Linked DNA regions of Homo sapiens: all the other regions are linked to region 1. A link is a loop called in an ENCODE intact Hi-C map of the cell type or tissue named here. Cell type or tissue: sigmoid colon. All regions are shown on one strand. Region 1 overlaps ROBO1 (roundabout guidance receptor 1). Region 2 overlaps ROBO1 (roundabout guidance receptor 1). Region 3 overlaps ROBO1 (roundabout guidance receptor 1).

Region 1 (8,000 bases):
TTTTTTGAGATTAGTAATTTTGTCGCTTTAAAAAATCAGATATTTATCTGGAAAACCCATCTGTCTTAAATAATGGTGAATATTTATCAGTTTATTTTAACTTATACTGGAATGTAGAGAACACTTGACAAAGTCTAATTAATAAACCACATTGTCCACTACACTACATTCTCTGATCTTGCTCCCCTTAATATTTTCCAATAATAGTAACTTAAAAGTTGGCAATGCATACAGAGATGTTTCTTTAGACGTGTATATTTCCTAGAATATCATTAAATGTGCTTTAAAGGTAGAAGCTATGTGATTAAAGCACGAGAACACAGTTTGAAGAATTTGCCATTTGGCCCATACTTCCCCTGGGTAACTCCAATTTATCTTTTAAGTTTCAGATCAAAGTCTCTTCCTCAGGAAAGCCTACCTAGACCTGCCATTTTCAGCCTTTCTTTACATATCAGATTTCTGTGTGATGATCCTAGAACAACATTGACTATTTCTCCATAGCACTGATCACAAATAATTGCTGTAAAAATATATCTCTTAAGCCTGTCTCTTCTGTACATCTTGTAAACGCAACAGTGGAAGTAATGACTTGCTTACCAATGGTATTTTCTCTCTTCCCAAAGTACATTAAGCATTGTTTTGTGTTGGCAATTTTGTGTAGTATACTAAGTTTTGAAAAACACTTAGCTAGACAAAAAGTATGATCAAGAAGAAAGTCTATTTGCAGATTGCAGATATCTGGGCATTCATGCTTTTGGCATTTCATCTAACTATCCATTTCCTAATGGAAACCGGCAATTGCTAAAAAGTTTACTCCATTTCAGTATTTTCAACTAGGGGTGATTCTACCCCCTTACTGTAATCCCTCCCCATTGACATTCTGCAATGTCCAGAGACATTTGTGGTTGTCACAGCTGGGAAGAGGAGTGGAGGAGGTGGTGAGAAGGTGGTATAGGCATCTGGTGTGTTAAGGCAAGGGATACTGCTAAACATCTTCCATTGCATAGGACAGTCTCCCTCTCACAACAAAGAATAAGCTTGCCCAAAATGTCAATAGTATCTAGACTGAGTAACTCTGCTCTAGTTAAACTTTAATATACACTGGGGAATGTTTTGGTTTATGTAAGGATTATATAAGATGGTGGGCATGTACCTTATGATTTGGGTACAGTTAGGCTCTAAAGTTATTAGTCAAGCAATGCTGTACCTACTATATGGGAGAGTACTGTAAATATTTATTATAAAATTCTATACAAACATCTTCAAAGCATTACTAAATGCTTATACATCTTCATAAAGAAAATGCAATTACATTCTTCTAATATGTTGTCATCTAGAGCTTTATATAAAGAGGCAATCTTTTTCCAATATGTTATTTATTTATTTTTTTGAGATGGAGTCTCACTCTGTCGACCAGGCTGGAGTGCAATGGTGCAACCTCAGCTCACTGCAGCCTCCACCTCCTGGGTTCAAGCAATTCTCCTGCCTCAGCCTCCCAAGTAGCTGGGATTACAGGCACGCACTGCCACACCCAGCTAATTTTTGTGTTTTTAGTAGAGACGGGGTTTCTCCATGTTGGCCAGGCTAGTCTTGAACTCCTGAACTCAGGTGATCCACCCGCCTCTGCCTCCCAAAGTGCTGGGATTACAGGCGTGAGCCACCATGCCCGGCCCCAATATGTTATTTACCTTCATGCATACTTGAATTCAGTAGGGTAATAAAGGTGATATGTGATGGTAAGGCAGAGTGCACCATTGAATCGGCATGGACACTTAGCTAGATGTAAGCTATTGAGAGTTAATCAAAACATTTATATGGTGATAATTTCTAAATGCTACCCAAGTTTACATGATGAAATGAGAACTAACAAAATTTTGCTTTTGTGTGGATGTGGCTTTGAATGAGTACAGTAAATATAGTCTATTGATATGTTTCAGTGTCTTGTTAGTCATTATTGAATATATATGTGTACTTTGAGATTTCTCCAGGAAAAAAACCACATGAATAACATGTATTATTCCTCTTCCAGTGATCTACAAGATAAAGGAATATCTCAGGCAACTTAAAAGTTAGTTTACTTAAACTTGCTCTTTGGAGCAGGAAAAATAAAATGCTTAGGTGCATATGTAGAATAATAACGAAGCACAATGTTCATTTCTAAAATGTGTAAGTGGGTAAGAATACAAATGTCCATCTCTGTCACTGACTAGCTGGGTGATGGTGGGTAAGTTTCTTAATATCGCTAGCACCTATTCTTTTTATATTAAGTGAAGAGCATAATAGTTCTCCCCTTCTAGGGGTTTTGCAAGGATTGAAACAAGTAATACACATAAAGCGCTTGTAACGGAATTAGCAATCATCAAACATTAATTGATTATTATTATTGTGATTTCATCGTGAAAAAGAAAGCTCAAGATTAAGTTTATAGTTAGTAGTAGAAAACTGAACACTTTTTCAATTAATAAGGGAAGTCATATAAAGATTGTTGCTTAAAAGATTGTTCAGAAAACCATAAACACAATTTATAACACTTCTACATACAGTACTCTTCTAAATAATTCAATTTGATTTTATTTAGGGAGTTTGCAATTAATATAGTATTTTTAAAACCCAATACTCTTAAACAATAGTGAGATGGACACACAGGCTTATATAGGGTATGAAGCCAAAAAAATGAAAAGGACATATTCAATGTATATACTTATGTGTCATGAAATGAGCTTTCTAAATGCTTACCTATTTGTGTGTAGATAAGGCTTAAGAGAGGGAAACAATAGCTTCTAGAATGAAAGAATCATAGTTGTTTAAAGCTAGGAGGTCCAGACATTCCCTGACCTTATAACAACGATATGTATTGAGCAAATTATTTTTTAATACACAATACAGGGTACATAATATCTTCAGAACTAATTTAACATTGAGAGAAAATATTACATTGTTCTTTAAATTAGATTTTTATCAAGATTTTTCTTCCATTGCACATTATACTAAATCCCACATAGTTTTTGAGAAATAGATTTCATTTGTCCATCATAAAATGATTTAAAAATGAAAAATAATATAATAAATTTAACTTAATAAATTAAGTTTAGAATGGGTATACTAATGGATGCTTAAAGTAAGTACCAGTAAACCATTTATTTGCAAAAACTTAAGATGAGAAGTTTTCTTTTAGCTCAGATAATTCACTTACTACCCTTTATGAAATGGCAATAGAATCTCTCTCTATAGAAACTTCTTGAAAAATACAAACATTTGTAGTTTTTGAAATGTTCTCTAAAGATTGGATAACATTTACCACTATGCTATTTCCTAGTTTTTTATTCATGTACCCGTGGACTAATTTCAGATAATGAGTTCACTATAGTCATAATAAATTATCAAAAACATAAATCAAAAACTCAAGGGGTGCACATACACATACACATCCTATTGAAATAGAAGTTGATAGCAGGTCTCTTTAATTTATGTTCTTATCTGTTCATAGCAGAAAATCCCTCCCCTATGAAATGTTTCAATTGGTTGAGGATGTTTAGTACACAATGCTCTATTGCCCTCTGCTGGCTGGAAAATGAGAAATAAAAACTTCTGTTCATTAACTAGATGGGACCTTAGAAAATTAAATATGGAAGATGACACAGCTCAAAATAATAAAACAATATATTAGAGTGGTAGAACATTAAAACATGAATTTTAAAAAATATTCTCACAAATTTCAAAACTCCTAAGATTTTAGTTTTTGTATTAGCTGAAAAGTTGATTATTTTACATAAACCTAAACACTCATTAATTCAAGATAATACAATTACATAATTTTAAAGTGATAATTGCAAGTCTCATAATTGTCCAGGAATTCTGGGGATTTTCCAACAAGATATGTATGGTCCAATTGTTGGCACATTTGTGGAATATTTTTATAATATTATGATGTCTCTAGTGTGTTTATTTCTTTAAAGTAATACTTCTACCTAGTTGAAAGAATATTCTTAGCATTTTTACATAAAATTTAAAGAGTTATTTACCAATTAGAGTGACTTATTTCACATTTTTCATTCTCTGTTGAAGCATTCTTTATATATGATTCACACATCACTGAGGAAAACCAACATTGTTATATAATGGTGTGTAAATTCTTTAATGAAAACAAAAGTGATAATGCCCCAAGGAATACAAAATGCATACAGCAATTAATCCACCTGGTTTGATTTTACCACTACATGCTGCTTTAATGCTTGATTACATTTATTTCAAAAAGATTTCTAAAGAATATCCTTATCATCCAGGGCAGAAGATACAGACTTTATCATTAGGGTGGCCTTGCTGGTTTTTCTAAAATGCACTTGGGTTAAAAGTTTAAAGCAAAGCTGTCATTGTTTTTTCAAAATCTTGACTGGTATTCTGAATTTGTGATTTATTTTATATTTTCAATAGTTCATCTCAGCTACAATATATATTAAAATACTCTGGTCTTCATTTCTCAAAGTGCTTTTTCTGGAGCATTTGTAAAACTCGAGCCATGGTTCTTTGAAATAGGATTTTATCCCACCGGCTCGACCTTCTTATTCTACCCTCAGAACTAGTGTCTATTACAAATCAGGAGCATAATTTTTCACTATGGCTTCCCTGCCAAAACAACTGTCAATCCTTTCAAAAATTTCTGGAGCAAATAGTGCTTTATAATTTACTCTAACTACCTCTGATCTAGATTGTATTCACATCTCAAACTCTCCAAGAATGTATTTTCAGTCAAATCTTTAAATCTCTTGAGGCCTTTGGTTCTCCATAAACAGAGGAAAAAGTTTCATCCTAGAAAATACTATTATTATAACAAAATGATGTAAACATATTTTTTTACTTCCCAATTCACAAGTGAGGTTTAAAAAGATGCCCTTTGCCTTTACAGTTATTCATATTTAATACTCAGAATTTTTTACAGTTTGTATCTTAAGACTCAGGAACATAGAAAAATGAGATTCACAGAGATGAAAAACGTCTCCACATTTACACAGGATGGCCTGTTAGTCAGAAGCCAGGTCTGCCTGACTTCTGGTGCATGGTCTTTTTATGACCCTTTGTAGTCTCTGGGAGTGAAGAACGAAGGAGGGAAACCATTTGTATTAGAATTATAAAGTGATCATGCCCTTTGATATAGTATTTCCAACTCTAGGAAGCTAAGGAAATATTTCATATATAGTAAAAGATGTCTATGGTGGTATTAAAACAACGTGGGAATAAAGAGGATAAAACTAGAAGAGGTCTAAATTTCTAATAAAATAACAAAGAACTTAACAATGGTATGTTATTAAATTGAATATTACAGTCATTAAAAATAATAACTGGGAGCTACTTGAAAACTTATGAGTTGCTTAGGATAAAATTAGCAATCTAAATCTTACATTTTATGTAATTAAAATGGAATACATAAGTTTATAGGTAGTGACAAAAAAGGTGTCCTGTGTGTTATTGGGTGAAGGAAGTTGTGAAGCAATAACATAAAATCCAGGATACCACATTAAAAAATAATATATATGTCCTAGAATATGTGAGCCCAATTTTGTGTAATATATATCAACTTTGTTGGTGAAACAGACAATAAAACCAGTAATTTTTAAAGTATATATTTCCATACTATTTAAGTTTTACAGCATGTGTTACTTTTAGAATAAAAATAAGAAAGATACAATATTTACAGAGTTACTAGAGTTATGTTGAAATACACCAAAATAGCAATCGTTGGTATCTTAGTGTGAGGAATATATATTTTTATTTTCCTAAATTTAAAATGTTTTCAGTATGTTTATATTTATTTTTATTGAAAAATATAAAATGAGTATTATAATAATAATTAAAGCTCTTTTCAACTTTTAAGTCAAGTCTCTTCTATTTCTTCGTTTGGAGAATTTTTATGAGAACTATTGTTTTACTTTCCTATTTTTGCAGTAGGCAGCAGGCGCTATTCATAAGTAACTCCCTCAGGTAGGTCTGTCACTTTTACGGATCTAACTTACTTTGTTAATTTCTATGGAAATGTTAAAATAGAAAGCTGGCTTGACTGAATTATTGACGATATCCATGAAAGAATAATGAGAACTGGGTGAGGTGGCTCATGCCTGCAATCCCGGCACTTTGGGAGGCCCAGGCAGGAGGATCACTCGAGGCCAGGAATTCAAGACCAGCCTGAGCAACATAGTGAGACCTCATCTCTACAAAACAAAAAAAACAATTAGTGGGGCATGGTGGTGGTGAATGTTTCTAGTCCCAGCTACTCTGGAGGCTAAGGTGGGAGGATCACTTGAACTTGAACCTGGAAGATTGAGGCTGCAGTGAGCCAAGACTGTGCAACTGCATTCCAAACTGGGCAACAGTACGAGACTTTATCTAAAAAAAAAAAAAGCATTAATAAGAAAAAGATTACCATATCATTCTTTTAATTGAAAATTCCCCAATTTCCAAAAGAAGTAACTTGAAATTTAGCTTTTGTTAAACAACTCGAAAACTTGTTTACTGCACAAACAAAACTATCTGGGACCATTAAAAGTGTTTAACTAAAGGACTCCACAGTTTTCAAGCATCTCAAGTTATTTAGAGATATGTTAACTTATAATTAATATTTTAAAAAACCATCTGTTTATGTACTTATTAAATATCTTCTTTAAAATTGATGAGGCAACATGTTCATCTCTTTATAATATAACCACAATATTTAGAAATTGCAACAAATTTTGACATGGGTTAACAAATTAATCTAACTTAATGGGAGTTTTCTATAGAACTAGAACAAGATATCAAAGTTTATGTCCTTATACCTCGCTTTCTAAATGTTTATAAACATAAAAAGGTTAATCTTTTTCTCTTTTTATTTTCCTCATCTTCTCTTTCTTTTCTCTTCTTTACAAGTCTGTAAATAAATGATCATTTATATAATCAGTATATTTTATCTTTATTTGGATGAATTTTGCCTTAAATAAAAAGCAAGTGATGTGAATTTATTCATCTTTTCCTTTCCACTTGATAACCACTGGTCTGGTTCTCTGTGGCAGAAAGAGCTAAATATTAACTTGCCTTAATTTTAACATTGTGTCAGACAGAGTAGAATATATACTGCCTTTCATATATAAACATCTTTTAAGTCTCATATCCAAAGAAATACTTGCTTTTGGAAGGAATCTTTATGTAGATGGTCTTACACAAATTTATTAAAACCACAAACACTTTATATCACTAAGATATAAATCAGATAATGATGTCAATATGTTCATAAGAATACAAGCATAGTAAAATTATCAGTTTCCTTTATTCTTCCTTTCTGGAAAAAAAAAGAGATATTGACTGGGAGTTTTATAATGACCCAAAGTAAAGAAGGTCTCTGTGTGCCTCAAATTCGATATTTTAAGTTGAAGTCAGCTGTTAAGAATTACTGAATTATCCAGGGCAGAATCTGGGGTATGGCTCACATTACACTATGCTGGATATGAAAAGTTGAACACACAAGGGGTGAAAACTTTTCAGTGATTAAAAAGTCCTGTGGGATTGAATTTTTAGATTCCAGAGCAGCACATAAAGAGAAATGTTGCAGATTCTCGAGTTCTCATAGCAAATTGTGTCTATAAATCGATGACGTGTTTCTGAGGAAACCTAACAGGATGGCTCTAAAGAGTATATATAAAATTTCTTTCAGTTCTCATGGGAATGAAAATTAAACCTTATGGATGAAAACAAATACCTAACAAAGTTGAGAAACTGATCACATCTAGATTTCAAGCAGACTAGCAAATAGGGTGGACACAGTTGGCTATTTCACATATTTTCTCATTTGTTATCCTTTGAAACAAAATTTATTGATGCTTTCAGAATTAATTTTAATTAACCAAATGTGTTTCTTAAATATTCTAGGTATTCGTTAGAATACAATGACACTCATCAAGGGCTTCTCTGTATGAATATACCATGATTTCTTCAGCCTTATTACCTATATTTCAAATAATTCCTCTTCCATTTCA
Region 2 (8,000 bases), 340 kb after region 1:
TATCAACTTGCAGCTGCACTTCTATTTTTAACTCTCCGTGTTAAAACGGTACTACTTTCCCAGGGCCGGGCACGGTGGCTTAAGCCTGTAATCCCAGCACTTTGGGAGGCCGAGGCGGGCGGATCACGAGGTCAGGAGATCGAGACCATCCTGGCTAACACGGTGAAACCCCGTCTCTACTAAAAATACAAAAAATTATCCGGGCGTGGTGGCGGGTGCCTGTAGTCCCAGCTACTCGGGAGGCTGAGGCAGGAGAATGGCGTGAACCCAGGAGGCGGAGCTTGCAGTGAGCCGAGATCGCGCCACTGCACTCCAGCCTGGGCGACACAGCAAGACTCCGTCTCAAAAAAAAAAAAAAAAGAGTACTACTTTTCACTGAGGCTTCTCCCTCCACTTTTCCATTGGGTTACATCTCTTCCAGACTTCTCAGGACAGGGAGTTTTTGGTTATGCACTCTCATCCTTGTATGTTTAATTCTACCTATACAAAGCCTTCCTACAGAGATGCTGACTCCAGAGTCAGGCAGACCTGGAGTTCTTTACTAGTCTTAGTATTAAGACTTAGCAAGTGGGGGCAAGATACTGCCCTCTAAACCTCAGTTTTCTTACCTGTACAATGGGAATAATAATAGCACATACCTCACATGATTAGGGTGATCGAATAATGGATGAGGAAAATTTTGGCATGAAAGATTTGACAAAGTTTTGCTGTTTATTACTCTTCCTAACAGGATTCAAGGAAGCCTATTCATTGGGAGTATGGGAGGGCAATAGTTTTTCTTAAACTCAATGCCTCCATTTTGTATTCTTGTCTGACTTCATTCTTCTGATTCACCATGAAACTACTTAAAAGAAATGTACTCTTCACCTCTAACCCTGTTTCCAGCCTCCTCTTTCTGACTTTGACATTCACCACTCTACTGCAAGTCCTCATAAAATTCACAACTTCAGCTCCATGTTAAAAGTCCCTTATCTTAGTGCTCTCTTGGCAAGAGAGCAATGTTTTATATGCCCTCCTTACTCATCGCCTCTCTTTTCTTGGCTCTCTTGGACGCAACTCCAAATAGAATGCCCAGCACTTGGCCGGCACAACACAGGGCACATAACGGCCACCAATAAATATTTGTTCAATGATTTAATTAACACATGAACGAGAGTTCCAGGGTCACATTTGCCAATGATGTTTGCCGAGTTTTCAATCCTCTCGACGTTCACTTCCCTGAAGAAACAGCTGGAATCCTAAATTCCTTGTAAGGTAGTTCAGTTCATATTAGATTCCTGCTAAAAGGCTAAAACCACATTAGTCTCTTAAGAATATTCTATATTAAGGATGTCTTAGAAACAGGGGGAAGCTCTTAAGTTTACATTATATAGCTTTCAGAGCTATTGCACTTGGTCAGAAATAGGAAACAGAAATGGTGAGGCACATTTCCATGAAAGCTCAAATTACACTATTTTGTAAAGTTTAAAATCTGCCCATCATTATCCATAAATTGCAGCTATACATTATAATTATTTAATCTACATTTCTTGTTAAACATCTAAATTATGTCACTTCACCAATTACAGGAATTATGTGATTAGGTGTAATTATCCTAAATAGCTGAACACAATTAAAACATCTTACATGCAGGAAGTGTCATACATAGTATGTTATTTTTTTTTTCTCTTGACTCACTGTCCTTGGTCTCTATCAGAAGGAGTTAGAGACTGACTCAGTTTGAATGGAATCAGGGAATTTCCAGCTTTCAAGTGACCACTGGCTCAGGGGCCACCTACAACAATTCCTTTCTGATATTAATCTCATTTTCAGACAATTTCTGCAGTTAGAATTCCCTGAAGCTTATCACCAATAATATAAAGAGCAGCAATGCTGACTCTGATATTTTATACTGCTCAAGGGTCCAAAAGATCTATGCAAGACTGAATTGGAAGATTATATTCAGATTTCTCTGCTTAGAAGATCCCCCACACAGTTTGCCTGACTACTGTCTACCCATCGTTCGTTAAAATGTGTTTCAGACAGTCATTCAACCTTTCAACCTCTTGATTTTTCCATCTATAAAACATGGATGATTATAATAGACAATAAATGTGAATAATAATAGTACCTCCCTATTATCAGTTTCAGCACATAGAAAGTACATATTACTCCTGAGTTCTCAGATTAAATCATTGCTTATTCAGGGGCCCTGAACAGCATTTTTCACTTTTCTCACAATTTGTAATTAAGTATTACGAGTTTCGTAGCTTAATATCATTTTCCTTTATTAAGCCATACATTTCATGAAGATATACAGGGATCGTGCTTGTTTTGTGCCTAGCATACTGCTTACACACAGAGAATGCTGAGTGAATGAATGAGTGATGAATGAATAATAGGTAGGTTTTTTTGTTTGTTTTGTTTTGAGGCAGAGTCTCACTCTGTCACCCAGGCAGGAATGCAGTGGTATGATCTCCGCTCACTGCAACCTCCGCCTCCTGGGTTCAAGCCAGTCTGGTGCCTCAGCCTCCCAAGCAGCTGGGACTACAGGTGCGTGCCACCACACCTGGCTAATTATAGTAGAGACAGGATTTCATTGTGTTGGCCAGGCTGGTCTTAAACAACTGGCCTCAAATGATCCGCTCACCTCGGCCTCCCAAAGTGTTGGGATTACAGGCGTGAGCCACTGCGTATGACCTCCTTTGCCTTTCTTTTGCCACAACCAGATAGTGTTTTTTACAGTTGCCTGATAAATTCATTCATGCTAGAGTCCTAGAGACCCTTTGTTTAGATCACAAGAGAGACTGCATGGAAAATAATTTTCTAAAAATAACTGCAAACTACTATGCAACTAATTGATGCTATTACTACCATCTGCGCATTAAAAGAGAGTAGACTGCCTGCAACCCACAGAAACAGCAACTCAGTGGGCTCAGGGACCAGCCCAAGGGGTGGTGAGGAAGTTTTCTGGGAGCTCAGAGCTCCCAGCTCTGAGCTGTTAGGTACTACAAAACAACCTCCTAAAATTCTGCCAGGTGTGAGGCTATTATGCCTGAGAACCAGACTTTCCCTAACCACAGGAACTTGTTCTGTTGCTACAAACATCCACTTCACGTTCTTCCCTCAGGCACCTTCTTTAGCTTGTCTCACCCTGCTGCTGCTCCTTCCTCTCCCACATTCTACTGTTTTAGAGTATAGTTTAAACTACCTGCTCTGACTGTGGATCCTTAAATCCGCTTGCACCTTTTTTGCTCTTCTGTCTCTCAGAAAGAAATTAAATGCAGGCGGGACCTGCTTTTAGGTACTTAGATACCCCCAACAGATCAAAATCCTGATTGTTTTTACATGATGAAAGAGTTTTTCAATAAAATTTACAGCAGCAATTCTTTAAGTAACACCTGCTCATTAGTGCATTTTAAATCTGATTTGATTAATAAATGTTTAAGGTATGCACAAATTTGCAAAGAAACACTTATTGTGCATAACCAGTACCTTCAACTATCCTGTCAGTTCATATGATAACATTCACAAAAGTCAGCTTCTACAGCTTATGGGGCAATCTAAATAGTGGGAAAAAAATGAGAAAATATTGTTTTGTGTATACATCATCAAAATGAACAATCTTAAACCAGTAGGACTGGTGAATTTTAAGACAGAGAGAGCCACAAAACTCAATCCAGAGAGATACTGTCTTTTTCCTTCTTCCTGCTTTAAAATTCAGCAAGCTGTAGCCAATCTGCTAATCACATAGAAATCTAAATCCCTCCTGTGGAAAAAATAAACATGGGCACAACTCGAATAAGTTCCATGTGTAAAATCCCTTTGGCTAATTTACACAAGCAACTTCCTTTACACAGTTTGGGAAAAGTCAGCTATAAAACTGTCTTCTTCTCCTTCCTAACTACACTCTTGTTCTAACCTTATGTAATTCTCATGAAGGGAGCTTAAATAATCATCCTTCATATTGATTTTAGCAAGTACAATGAGAAAACACCCATTTTCTATTTGCTACATAGGTCTGCCCTCTGTGGGTAAGAGAGCAAACTTCTCAGAGAGTCTCTTATTGAAAGGTTAGATTTTGCTGGACCAACATGTGTACAGTTTCATGATCCCTTTACTTGCAAATTTTAAAGAGGCTTCTTTCTTTTTTTTTTTTCTTTTGATCTTTAGTCCCAAGTGAATGAGCAGATTTCTGGTCTAATTCTAACATTATGCCATTGCAGAGAGGAAAGATTATTGCAATAAGAAGAAAGTATGCTACTTACTGGCCTTAAGTACGTTCAAGTAAAACTGATTCCTTCAAGAATAATAATCTAATAAATTTGCAGTTCTAAAACTTTTGCAAGTAGTTACTAACTTGAAAGTCTGACAAAAATATAAAGACATAAGAGAAACATTTTAAGACCTGATAGAAGTGAGAGATAACCCTGCCATGCTTAATATTTTGAACACATAGAAGTTTATATTCTGTATTTTCCATGTTTACATTTCTTTTGAAGAAAAGGAAAATAACTTTATAAAACCTGATGTTTAATAGTCTCTTTGGGCAGTGGCTCATGACTGTAATCCCAGCACTTTGGGAAGCTGAGGAGTGTCAATCACTTGTGCCCAGGAGTTCGAGACCAGCCTGGGCAACATGGTGAAACCTCGTCTCTATTAAAAATTGGAAAAAAAAAAAAGCCAGGAGTGGGCATGTGCCTGTAGTCCTAGTGACTAGGGAGGCTGAGGTGGGAGAATGGCTTGAGCCTGGGAGGCGGAGGTTGCAGTAAACTGAGATGGCCCCCCTGTACTCCAGCCTGGGTGACAGTGAGAACATGTCTCAAGTAAAAAAAAAAGTTCCTTTAAAACACAACTAACTTTTTCATGTTATTCTCCATATATATTCTCCCTTTATATTCACAAAACCCTATGCATGGGTAAGACAATTATTATACAACATCCGTGTGTTTCTGATATGCAAATACAAACTCAGTAGGCTCAATGACCAGCCCATGGTCATCCGTCCACAACATGGGAACCCTGGGATTGATATTCATGTCTTGTACTACCCTAATTCCTTTTCGACTTCTTTACTTCTTCAACAGGGTGTTATGATGTAAGTTATATATATATATAAAAATGTTATCTATAATAATGTATTATATATATATTATTTAAGTTCTGGGCTAAATGTGCAGAATGTGCAGGTTTGTTACATAGATATATACATGTGTCATGGTGGTTTGCTACACCTACCACCCCATCATCTAGGTTTTAAGCCCTGCATGCATTACATATTTGTCCTAATGCTCTCTCTCCCCTTGCCCCCCACCCCCTGACTGGTCCCAGTGTGTGATGTTCCCCTCCCTGTGTCCATGTGTTGTCACTGTTCAACTCCCACTTATGAGTGAGAACATGTGGTGTTTGGTTTTCTGTTCCTGGGTTAGTTTGCTGAGAAGGATGGTTTCCAGCTCCATCCATGTCCCTGCAAAGGACATGAACTCATTCTCTTTTTATGGCTGCACAGTATTCCATGGTGTATATTGCCACATTTTCTTTATCTAGTCTATTATTGATGGGCATTTGGGTTGGTTCCACGTCTTTGCTATAGTAAATAGTGTTGCAATAAACATATGTGTGCGTGTGTCTTTATAGTAAAATGATTTATAACCCTTTGGGTGTATAACCAGTAACGAGATTACTGGGTCAAATGGTGTCTCTGGTTCTGGACCCTGGAGGAATTGACACACTGTCTTCCACAATGGTTGAACTAGATATTAATATTTAATCAACCTGCCAGATATAGCTTCTGGAAACATATTTGAATACCTATTTCCAGAAGACAGAATTTAAAGTTTCAAATAAATATAAGATAATGGACCCTTTAGAAAATTTAGAAACCGGTAAAAGAAATGAAGGTAATGTGTAGTTATATTCCATTTACGTAGTAGATGGAAAGTGATGCACAACAGAAACAGAAGATAAGGCAAGCCAGGTTATTCATAGAAAATATAAAACTGGCTGAGGAAATTTTGAATTTACGTAAAGACACAGAATACCAAAATGCACATGTAAACATGCAAAAAAAAATGGTTCTTGAAGGAATATAAAGTGCGGAGGGTAATATATAAACATTGAGGATGAAGAAAGTATGTGAGAACAAAATAATGTATTTTGAGACTGTTAATGGACTGAATATTTGTGTCCCCTGAATTTGTGCAGTGAATCTCTAATCTCCAAGGAGGCAGAATTTGGAGATCTGGCCTCTAAGGAAACAATTAAAGTTAAATGGATTTATAAGGGTGGTGCCCTCATCTGATAGGATTAATGTTCTAGTGCAGTGGTCCCTAACCTTTTAGGCACCAGGGACCAGTTTCTTGGAAGACAATTTTTCCACCAACTTGTGGGGGATGGTTTTGGGATGAAACTGTTCCACCTCAGATCATCAGGCATTAGATTCTCATAGGGAGCAGGCAACCTAGATCCCTTACATGTGCAGTTCACAATAGGGTTTGTGCTCCTATGAGAATCTAGTGCCGCAGCTGATCTGACAGGAGGCAGAGCTCAGTGGGTAATGCTGATTCACCTGTCACCTGCCACTTATCTCCTGCTATGCGGTCTGGTTCTTAACAATCCATGGATTGGCACCAGTCCACAGCCAGGGTGTTGGGGACCCCTGTTCTAGCATTCTTTTTTTTTTTTTTCTTTTTTTGAGACAGACTCTTGCTTTGTTGTAAGGCTGGAGTGCAGGAGCACGATCTCAGTTCACTGCAACCTCCGCCTCCCGGGTTCAAGCGATTCTCCTGCCTCAGCCTCCCGAGTAGCTGGGATTACAGGTGGATGTGCCACCACACCCAGCTAATTTTTTTGTATTTTTAGTAGAGATGGGGTTTCACCATGTTGACCAGGATAGTCTCAATCTCTTGATCTCGTGATCTGCCCGCCTTGGCCTCCCAAAGTGCTGGGATTACAGGAGTGAGCCACTGCGCCTGGCCTCTAGCATTCTTATAAGGAGAGATGTGGGAGTGCTGGCTTGAATGCTCACGTGCTCTCTCTCTCTCTTTCTCTGCCTTCCCCCCTACCCCTCAGAAAAATACATACACACACAAAAGAAGTCATGTGAACACATAGTCAGAAGGTGAGAAGCTGGCCATCCACAAGCCAGGAAGAATGCTTTCACCAAAAACTGAATTTACCAGCATCTTGATCTTGGACTCTCCAGTTTCCAGAACTGTGAGAAAATACATTTTTTTTTCATTATTTGAGTATATTAATGTGTTAGCTATAGCATATCATATAACATGTAAAACATAGTCTATAGAAGCATTGTATACTAAAATATAGATGGTATATTAGCATGTTGTAAAAACTAGTATTTTTTTTTTTATCTTCTTTTACATTTTTTATTTTAGTTTCGGGGGTACATGCGCAGGTTTGTTATATGGGTTTATCAGGTAATACTGGGGTTTGGGTTTCTGTTGAACACATCACACAAATAGTGAACCAGAAAACACATTTCTGTTTACTGATGACTTCTTTATTTTTGAAACGACCCAATCTGTGGTATTTTGTTACAGCAGCTAGAGTAGACAGAGGCTGCAGTTGTGTTTGATACTAAGCTTTAGGTTTACTTAAAATACAAGTTCTAACACTTTCATTTAAAAATCTGTTCCATATTTGTAACTACCAAGAAGTAAAGCTAATGATGTCTACTTAAATGTATTTCATGCTTGAAGTATCTATTTCATTGTTAATATGTAAAACACGTTTTTTTTTTCCTTATGTGTAATCTGTGTGTCTCTTGAGGGGGTTCCTTGTCTACCCATTATTCCTTCACTTTGCCTTATTTCTGACCCAGAATGTATGCAGCAGATGAACTAATGTATTAATCTCTTTTACAAGACTTTGAAGACTGCCCTAATTCTAAACAGCTTCAATAAAATGGGGCTAACACTTCACAAATGTTTCTCTATTATCACACCTAGCAAGCATAGCTAGTCAACAAGCTGTGCTCCTCAGATACACACAGAAAAACTGAA
Region 3 (8,000 bases), 470 kb after region 1:
AAAGAAAGCACTTTTGGCATTAACATAATTGGTTTCCACAAAAAAAGTGTACAAAATGAAGAACGAATAGAAAACAATTTCAAGATATAACAGAAAAAAATATTAAATGAGTATTTGAATCCACAAGTTGAAAAGAAACAGTTACTGCAGGAAAAACTGATGCAAAATGATCACTGAGTCAGATATTCTCAAGACTAATTTATCCATATGACCCCTAATAGGGAGGCTTCCGATAATGATCCTACCTGAAAATGCATCAGCGCTTACACCTAATCCAATATTTCTACACTTTGTTTTACTTTCCTCTAAAGAATGGATCACCATCTGACATAGATAGATTGACAGATAGGTAGATAGATAGATAGATAGATAATTTGTTTATTGCCTCTTACCCTGATTAGAATGTATACTCTGAAAGCCAGATTTTTAAAAGCATGATTATATCTCTAGATACTATATTTAGTAGATGAGTATTTAATAAGCATTTTTGAACAAATAAATGTAATTTAATAAATAATCATATGGTAATTGGGACAAAGAAAGAGCAGATCTCATTCAAGAGGGCAATTCTTACCTATCAGAATTCTCCAGAGTAACAATCACATAAAGAGGGGCGAACAATAACAACAGTAATTCAAAGTGTACTCTGACAATTGGCTTCAAAGTATAAAAATAATAGACAAGAGTCACAAGAATACTTGGGGAATATGTAATTCCTTCTTGAAAAGAACATTTTTGAAATACATAAAAAAACCCAGAAATGAAAATAAATGTTTCAAAAATGACATCCTGAAAAAGATCTATTTAAATACATATCTAAGGCTAAGCAACCATATGGATTATGGTTACAGAATTAAATGGAAAGTCTTAAACTTTGACATTAAAATATTTATAAAACTAATATAATTAAGACATAAGGGGGAAGTGTTATGTGGAAGGGTGCTGATTTCTGCCATTCATTGTTGAGAGTTGATATTATCTAACTTTGATACATGCGGTTAAAATGATACTTTCCAAAACTTCTTCATAATCTTATATATTAATTTTAGAAGTACTATTGAAAATGAACATTTCTTTCTGTATCTCTTTTTCCTTATATCTCAGTTTATAAATCAATATATTCTTCTAATTTTCTGTTTTGCTAACATCAATATCTATTTCGCTAACATCAATACCTCAGTTTCCTCACTTATGAATGGAGATAAAATAATAGCACTTATTGCGTAGGGAAATAGGAATGTTAAAAAATGACATAGGTAGGCCAGGCACAGTGGCTTACACCTGTAATACCAGCACTTTGGGAGGCCAAGGCGGGTGGATCACCTGAGTTTAGGAGTTGGAGACCAGCCTGGCCAACATGGTGAAACCCCGTCTCTACTAAAAATACAAATATTAGCCAGGTGTGGTGGTACGTGCCTGGAATCTCAGCTACTTGGGAGGATGAGGAGTGAGAATATCTTGAACCTGGGAGTTGGAGGTTGCAGTGAGCCAAGATCACACCAATGCACTCCAAACTAGGTGACAGAGCAAGACTCTGTCTCAAAAAAAAAAAAAAAAAAAAAAGACTCGTAAAGCACTTAAAACCTCTTACAGGTATATTCTTTCTATGTATATAATATGTAAGTAAAAACGATAGTTTATCTGGATTGTGATTTGACAATAAAAAAAAACAAATCTTTGCTGGTTACATTTTTGGTATAATGCTGCGCACCCATCTTTTTTTGAGACGGAGTCTCGCTCTGTCGCCCAGGCCGGACTGCGGACTGCAGTGGCGCAATCTCGGCTCACTGCAAGCTCCGCTTCCCGGGTTCACGCCATTCTCCTGCCTCAGCCTCCCGAGTAGCTGGGACTACAGGCGCCCGCCACCGCGCCCGGCTAATTTTTTGTATTTTTTTTTAGTAGAGACGGGGTTTCACCTTGTTAGCCAGGATGGTCTCGATCTCCTGACCTCATGATCCACCCGCCTCGGCCTCCCAAAGTGCTGGGATTACAGGCGTGAGCCACCGCGCCCGGCCGCACCCATCATTTTTATACCTATCAAAATAGCCTTTAAATGTAATATTATTAACTCAGTAAAAATTATGGAGAAAATGTTACTATTTCATTGCAATAGGTGACAATTATGTCCATTACTGTATAATATCTGTCATAGGGAATTAAAGTATACTATCACATATGTAAATCATTGTTTCTAAATATGATTGCATTAAAATGTACATTATCATTTTCCAAAACTGGTTGTTTATCTCTTCCCAACCTGTCAATGTTGCTTTGCTCTCTTAAGAAAAAGTTATTTGCAAACAAAAGAAGATAAAACATTATGCTCTCTCTAACATCGCTGTCTCAGGGACAACTACTCATATTTAGATTTTTTTAAAGTGTAAATATTAAAGAATCTGAGGAGAAGCAGAAGGTAAGAGAGGACAGGCTGTAGTTAGGGTGATGTTGCTTGGAAAGACTTAAAGAAAATGGCGATGCTGCAAGTTTCAAGCAGATTCTATTTCTCAGAAAAGATTGAGAATTGTTCGTCTGATACACATTATTTAACCAGTTTTTCTTTTTAAAATGGTCTCTGAGAATGTGTAATGAACAAATGCTTTTATTTTGTCAAAACTGAATTTCAAATTTACTACCAACATCTCCCAAGATTTTTTATTTTATTTTTCGTTAACCTGTAACTCCTTAACATATTTATACTTTAAAACACATATGAAATTATTTGATTTAAAAACTCATTACATATAAAATAATATCTTTTTTGTTTTGTGTTTTGTCTTCTTGTAATTATGGTAACTGGAAAAGTATTGATTAATTGAAATCAGAGCAACATTCACAATATTATCTTTTATAAGTGAGACAATATTCACGAAGAACCACATGTGCATCATAAAAATAACAATTAATGCTGACCGATGCTAAATATTAAGTAAATGACATTTATTGATGAAAAAAGATTAAAATTTGATTATCCCCCTTGAAACTGCGAAGGGACAAAAATCTTGGCACATGTTGCCCTCTAGTGGAACTTTAAAGATAGGCAGTTGAATTATATTTTGGTGCTTTCAATATGTGCAATTCAGTTTACTATTACAATTTTAAAAACAAATTAATATTTTTCTTTTAAAACGGTAAGTACTATAAAATCTTTTCAATTAATTTGTTGTAGTTGATAGGTTTGGTATTTTTAAAAATCAAAAATTTGAAAATAAAAATAAAGTGTCTCATAGCCATTAAAGGCCAAGAAGGTGTTGTTAGTCATATAATCATATAACAAGAATAGTAGAAATAATAAATAGCTCAGGAATATAATTTTATTTGCTTCGAATTTTTGCTGAGCAATGTTACCTAACCTGATTGTATGAAACTATCATCGAATCTCATCTCTCTACAATTAGAATGACCAACACAGTATTTTATGAAAAACGATAATTTGAAAAGCTTTTACTATCAACAAATAAGAACCAGTGTTCACAGAAATATGAAAAAATAATTTTTCAAAAGCATTTTTGTCATCTTTTGATTTGCTTTTCAAAGAAAACATTTTATTGTATTATATCTGTTATTTTTTATTTTATAATTTCAATACATATTGATGTAGATCGATTTTCCTAATTTATACCGCCATATGGAAGAGGTGTGAATGCATGATATTGTACAAAATACAAAATATATTCTATTTACGGTAGGCACTTAAAACTATGTTATTATAAATTCAACAGTTTGCATCATTTGTTGATTCTTACTTTAATATTACTGTTGCTTATCTTTTACAATACCTAATTTAAGCATATATAGGTTTAAGATGAGAATCTTATTTCTGTAATTCGACAGTATACCTTGTCCTAAAAAACAGTTTAAAAATATGGTAGCGCAACTAATAGTATAAAAAATATGATTTGTGGCCGGGCACGGTGGCTCACGCCTGTAATCCCAGCACTTTGGGAGGCCGAGGCAGGTGGATTACCTGAGGTCAGAAGTTCAAGACCAGCCTGCTCAACGTGGTGAAACCCCGTCTCTACTAAATATACAAAAATTAGCCAGGTGTGGAGGTGGGCGCCTGTAATCCCAGCTACTCGGGAGGCTGAGGCAGGAGAATCACTTGAACCCGGGAGGCAGAGGTTGCAGTGATTGAGCCATTGTGCTCCAGCCTGGGCAACAAGAGCGAAATTTCACCTTTGCCTCAGAAAAAAAGAAAAAAAAAAGATTTGTGATTCCACTTACCATATGAAAAATTATAAAATGAATATTTAGTCAACTATATCCCTTGTTTACTCATTAACAAATGCTTACATTTCAAAACCATTCTTTAATTTTTTAAATTTTTATTAACTTTTGTGTATGTGATGGAATTTTGCTTTTGTCGCCCAGGCTGGAGTGCAATGGCGAAATCTCAGCTCACTGCAACCTCTGCCTCTCCGGTTCAAGGGATTCTCTTGCCTCAGCCTCCTGAGTACCTGAGATTACAGGCACGCACCACCACGCTCAGCTAATTTTTGAATTGTTAGTAGAGACGGGGTTTCGCCATGTTGGCCAGGCTGGTCTCGAACTCCCGACCTCAGGTGATCCACCCACCTTGGCCTCCCAAAGTGCTGGTATTACAGCCTTGAGCCACCGCGCCCGGCCCAAAACCAGTCTTTAAAAACAATTTAAGCTGGCTAAGTCTATCAGAAATTATAAAGTAATTAAAAATAGTCCTAGGCTATTTAAAGAATGCTAAATACATCTGTAAAGCAAACTAAAGCTAAATGAGCTAAAATAATACATAAGACAATTAGTCCAACCTGTAGGCTATTTTTGTTATTTCTTATAAATATTTCAATTTCATATTTTACATTGTGGTATATACTGTCTATGGATTAAACAATCACAACCTTTCCCCTTATTCAATTTTTCCCTTATTCCTTCAAAACAATGACCACAAGCAGATCATTAAACACAGAATAAGATTCGAAACTTCTTTTAAAATTAAAACATTAACAGAATAAGAAAATAAATATTGTGTTATGGTAATGTGAGTTTTGTCATTGGACATATCAGATAATTTACACTAGGTACAAGAGGCAGCTTTTGTAGCTACCAGTATCTCCCGAGATTGGGAGATCTTTATTAAGACCTTCATTAAGATCAATGACTGGGCAAGTTTTAATTTAATTAATTAATTGATTGATTTTATCTGTTGCCCGAGAGTGATGGGGCGCAATCTTGGCTCTCTGCAACCTCCGCCTCCCTGGTTCAAGCAATTCTCATGCCTCAGTCTCCCGAGTAGCTGGGATTGCAGGCGTGTGCCAGTATGCCCGGGTAATTTTTGTATTTTTTACTAGAGATGGGGTTACACCGTATTAGTCAGGCTGCTTTCAAACTCCCGACCTCAGGTGATCCACCCACCTCAGCCTCTCAAAGTGCTGAGATTACAGTCGTGAGCCATCCCATGCGGCAGTAAGTTTTCTCTTTTTTTTTTTTTTTTTTTTTTTTTTTTTGAGAAGAAGTCTCGCTCTGTCGCCCAGGTTGGAGTGCAATGGTGCTATCTCAGCTCGCTGCAACCTCCGCCTCCAGGTTCAAGCGATTCTCCTGTCTCAGTCTCCGGAATAGCTGGGATTACAGGCATGCGCCACCACGCCAGGCTACTTTTTGTATTTTTAGTAGAGACAGGGTTTCACCATGTTGGCCAGGCTGGTCTCGAACTCCTGACCTCAGGTGATCCACCTGCCTCGGCTTCCCAAAGTGCTGGGATAACAGGCGTGAGCCACCGGGCTTGGCCCCAGCCGCAAGTTTTAATTTGTCCTCAGTGAGGTGCTGAGCTCCATTGTTGTTGATGTCTTTCTTGTTTTCCTCTTTCATTGCTCCTGTGACGCACCTGCCCTTGCAAGACTGTCACCGTGCTTCTCCCTCTATCATCCTGTCCGTGAAGACCTGATGACTCCTCTTTACTAATGAGAATTCAAGGTCTACTCTTCAAAGCAACCTCTAGGAAACGCCTTTTTCATTAATCAATTTTCAAGTTGAGGAGGACAGAAAGGAATGATATTAGCGAAGTACATGGTCACATAAGCTTGAGAAGCTCTGGGTGCTTTCCATACTTGCCTACTTACCACTTTTTCAGAGAGGCTAAATTTAAATGGGGGATAAAGGGCTAATATATCATCTATTCCAATACCGTATGCATTTTAGCAAGGGGGACCTAGCAACACAATAAAGGTGTGATGTGAAATGTCAAACCAGCTTTGTTACGTTGGCATATTCAGAATATAACCTAACTCTCTTTCTCTCTCTCTCTCTCACATCACCCTTTCCTCCCCCACCATCACTCCTCCACCTCAGATGAGCCTTCCACACCCCTCACCACTCACTCACACATTTAGCAAGATCTTGGCTGGTCAAGTTTTGGCAACACCATACCTCTAAGGCAGGGTATGGCAAACCATGGAGTGGACCTTCACCTGTTTTTTATAAGTCATTTTTTATTGGAAAACTATCACACTCATTTGTTTATCTATTGACTATGGCTGTATTATTTTCAAAATGTTGCTGTTCTATGGTTTTTGAGATGTAGTAACAGAGAATGGATGGTCCTCAAAGTCTAGCCAATGTTTGCCTACCTCTGCCCTACAGAATTTTTATTTTCTTAACTAGTTCACGAAGCACCACCTCAATGACTTTTTCACTGACCCGGCACCGTTCTAGTGACCCTGCTTTTCATCTTTCAGAACAGAGCAGAGCAAAAAGCTATTTCTTGGCATTGATGTCTTCTGAGGGAATAAAATATTAAATGCAAATGTGATTCCATGACTACTAAAGCTAGTAATGGTGATGACCCTTAGAAAATGAGTGTCTCTATGCCAATTTGTTCATTCTTTCAGTGGAGAGAGCAGCTCTGCAGATCAAACTGAGGTGAAAGAGAATTCTTCAACAGGGTTGCCTCCCTAGCTATCAAAGCTTTTAGAATAAACCAGAAAAAACTTTGTCATGCATCTGTCAAATTCAGTTAAAAGATTAGTTTTTTATCCTGTACTGATTAAATTATTTTTGAAGTTAGGCAAGAAATCTTCGTAATCCCATGATTACATCCACAAAAGGCTTTTTTTAAAAAAACAAATCTATGTCAAACCAATTCCTATTATTCTTAAATCCATCAACATACATGCTTCCAAGGCCATGTGATCTCCACTTATGAATAACGGCCAGTATCAGTTTTGACTGTATTGAACAATGTCCCTCTTTATTTTAGTCCAGGAAATGTGTAGAATTGTTTTTGTTAACAACACTATACTGAGATTAACAGCTAAGGCTGGACACAGTCGTTTGAGTAAGATAGCTCTAACTGTAACATATATCGGTGTAGAGAAAGCTTAGGCCTTTCCTTACCTTAGTGGAATGAGGCTAGCAAAGCCCACAGGAATACAAAGTGAGAGGTGACAGCATGCTGGCAGCCCTCGCAGCCCTCACTCGTTATCCGCGCCTTCTCGGCCTTGGCGCCCACTCTGGCCGCGCTTGAGGAACCCTTCAGCCCGCCGCTGCACTGTGGGAGCCCCTTTCTGGGCGGGCCAAGGCCAGAGCCCGCTCCCTCAGCTTGCGGGGAGGTGTGGAGGGAGATGCGCGGGCGGGAACCGGGGCTGCGCGCGGCGCTTGCGGGCCAGCGCGAGTTCCGGGTGGGCGGGGGCTCGGCGAGCCGCACTTGGAGCAGATGGCTGTCCCCGCCGCCCGGGCAGTGAGGGGCTTAGCACCTGGGCCAGCAGCTGCTGTACTCGATTTCTCGCCGGGCCTTAGCTGCCTCCCCGCGGGGCAGGGCTCGGGACCTGTAGCCCGCCATGCCTGAGTCTCCCCCCGCCCCTTCCCCACCGCCATGGGCTCCTGCACGGCCTGAGCCTCCCAGACGAGCGCCATCCCCTGCTCCACAGCTCCCAGTCCCATCCACTGCCCAAGGGCTGAGGAGTGCAGGCGCACAGCGCGGGACTGGCGGGTAGCTCCACCTGCCGCCCCATGCGAGATCCACTGGGTGAGGC

The links. A loop is a pair of places that touch in the nucleus more often than their neighbours do. Peaks named below come from ENCODE experiments on the same cell type or tissue, not always from the same donor. Only the 100,000 strongest peaks of a DNase experiment are listed, where the experiment ranks them.
Region 2: it touches region 1 in a loop (5-fold over the local background); 4 of 110 quality-filtered maps call a loop at or near these places.
Region 3: a loop joins it to region 1, with 4 times the contacts of the local background. A loop is called at or near these places in 3 of 110 quality-filtered maps.

What each region holds. Positions count from the first base shown.
Region 1 is chr3:79,029,350-79,037,349 of GRCh38, forward strand. All of the region lies in intron 3 of ROBO1 (roundabout guidance receptor 1), which reads right to left. Among named protein-coding and RNA genes, the nearest start is that of MIR3923, 470 kb to the right of the region's middle. In sigmoid colon, a CTCF peak has its summit at 3,574 (motif pointing left); no DNase peak of the experiment used is centred here.
Region 2 is chr3:79,365,553-79,373,552 of GRCh38, forward strand. The region is part of intron 2 of ROBO1 (roundabout guidance receptor 1); the gene reads right to left. Among named protein-coding and RNA genes, the nearest start is that of MIR3923, 140 kb to the right of the region's middle. In sigmoid colon, a CTCF peak has its summit at 4,037; no DNase peak of the experiment used is centred here.
Region 3 is chr3:79,494,672-79,502,671 of GRCh38, forward strand. All of the region lies in intron 2 of ROBO1 (roundabout guidance receptor 1), which reads right to left. Among named protein-coding and RNA genes, the nearest start is that of MIR3923, 9.2 kb to the right of the region's middle. In sigmoid colon, a CTCF peak has its summit at 3,043 (motif pointing left); no DNase peak of the experiment used is centred here.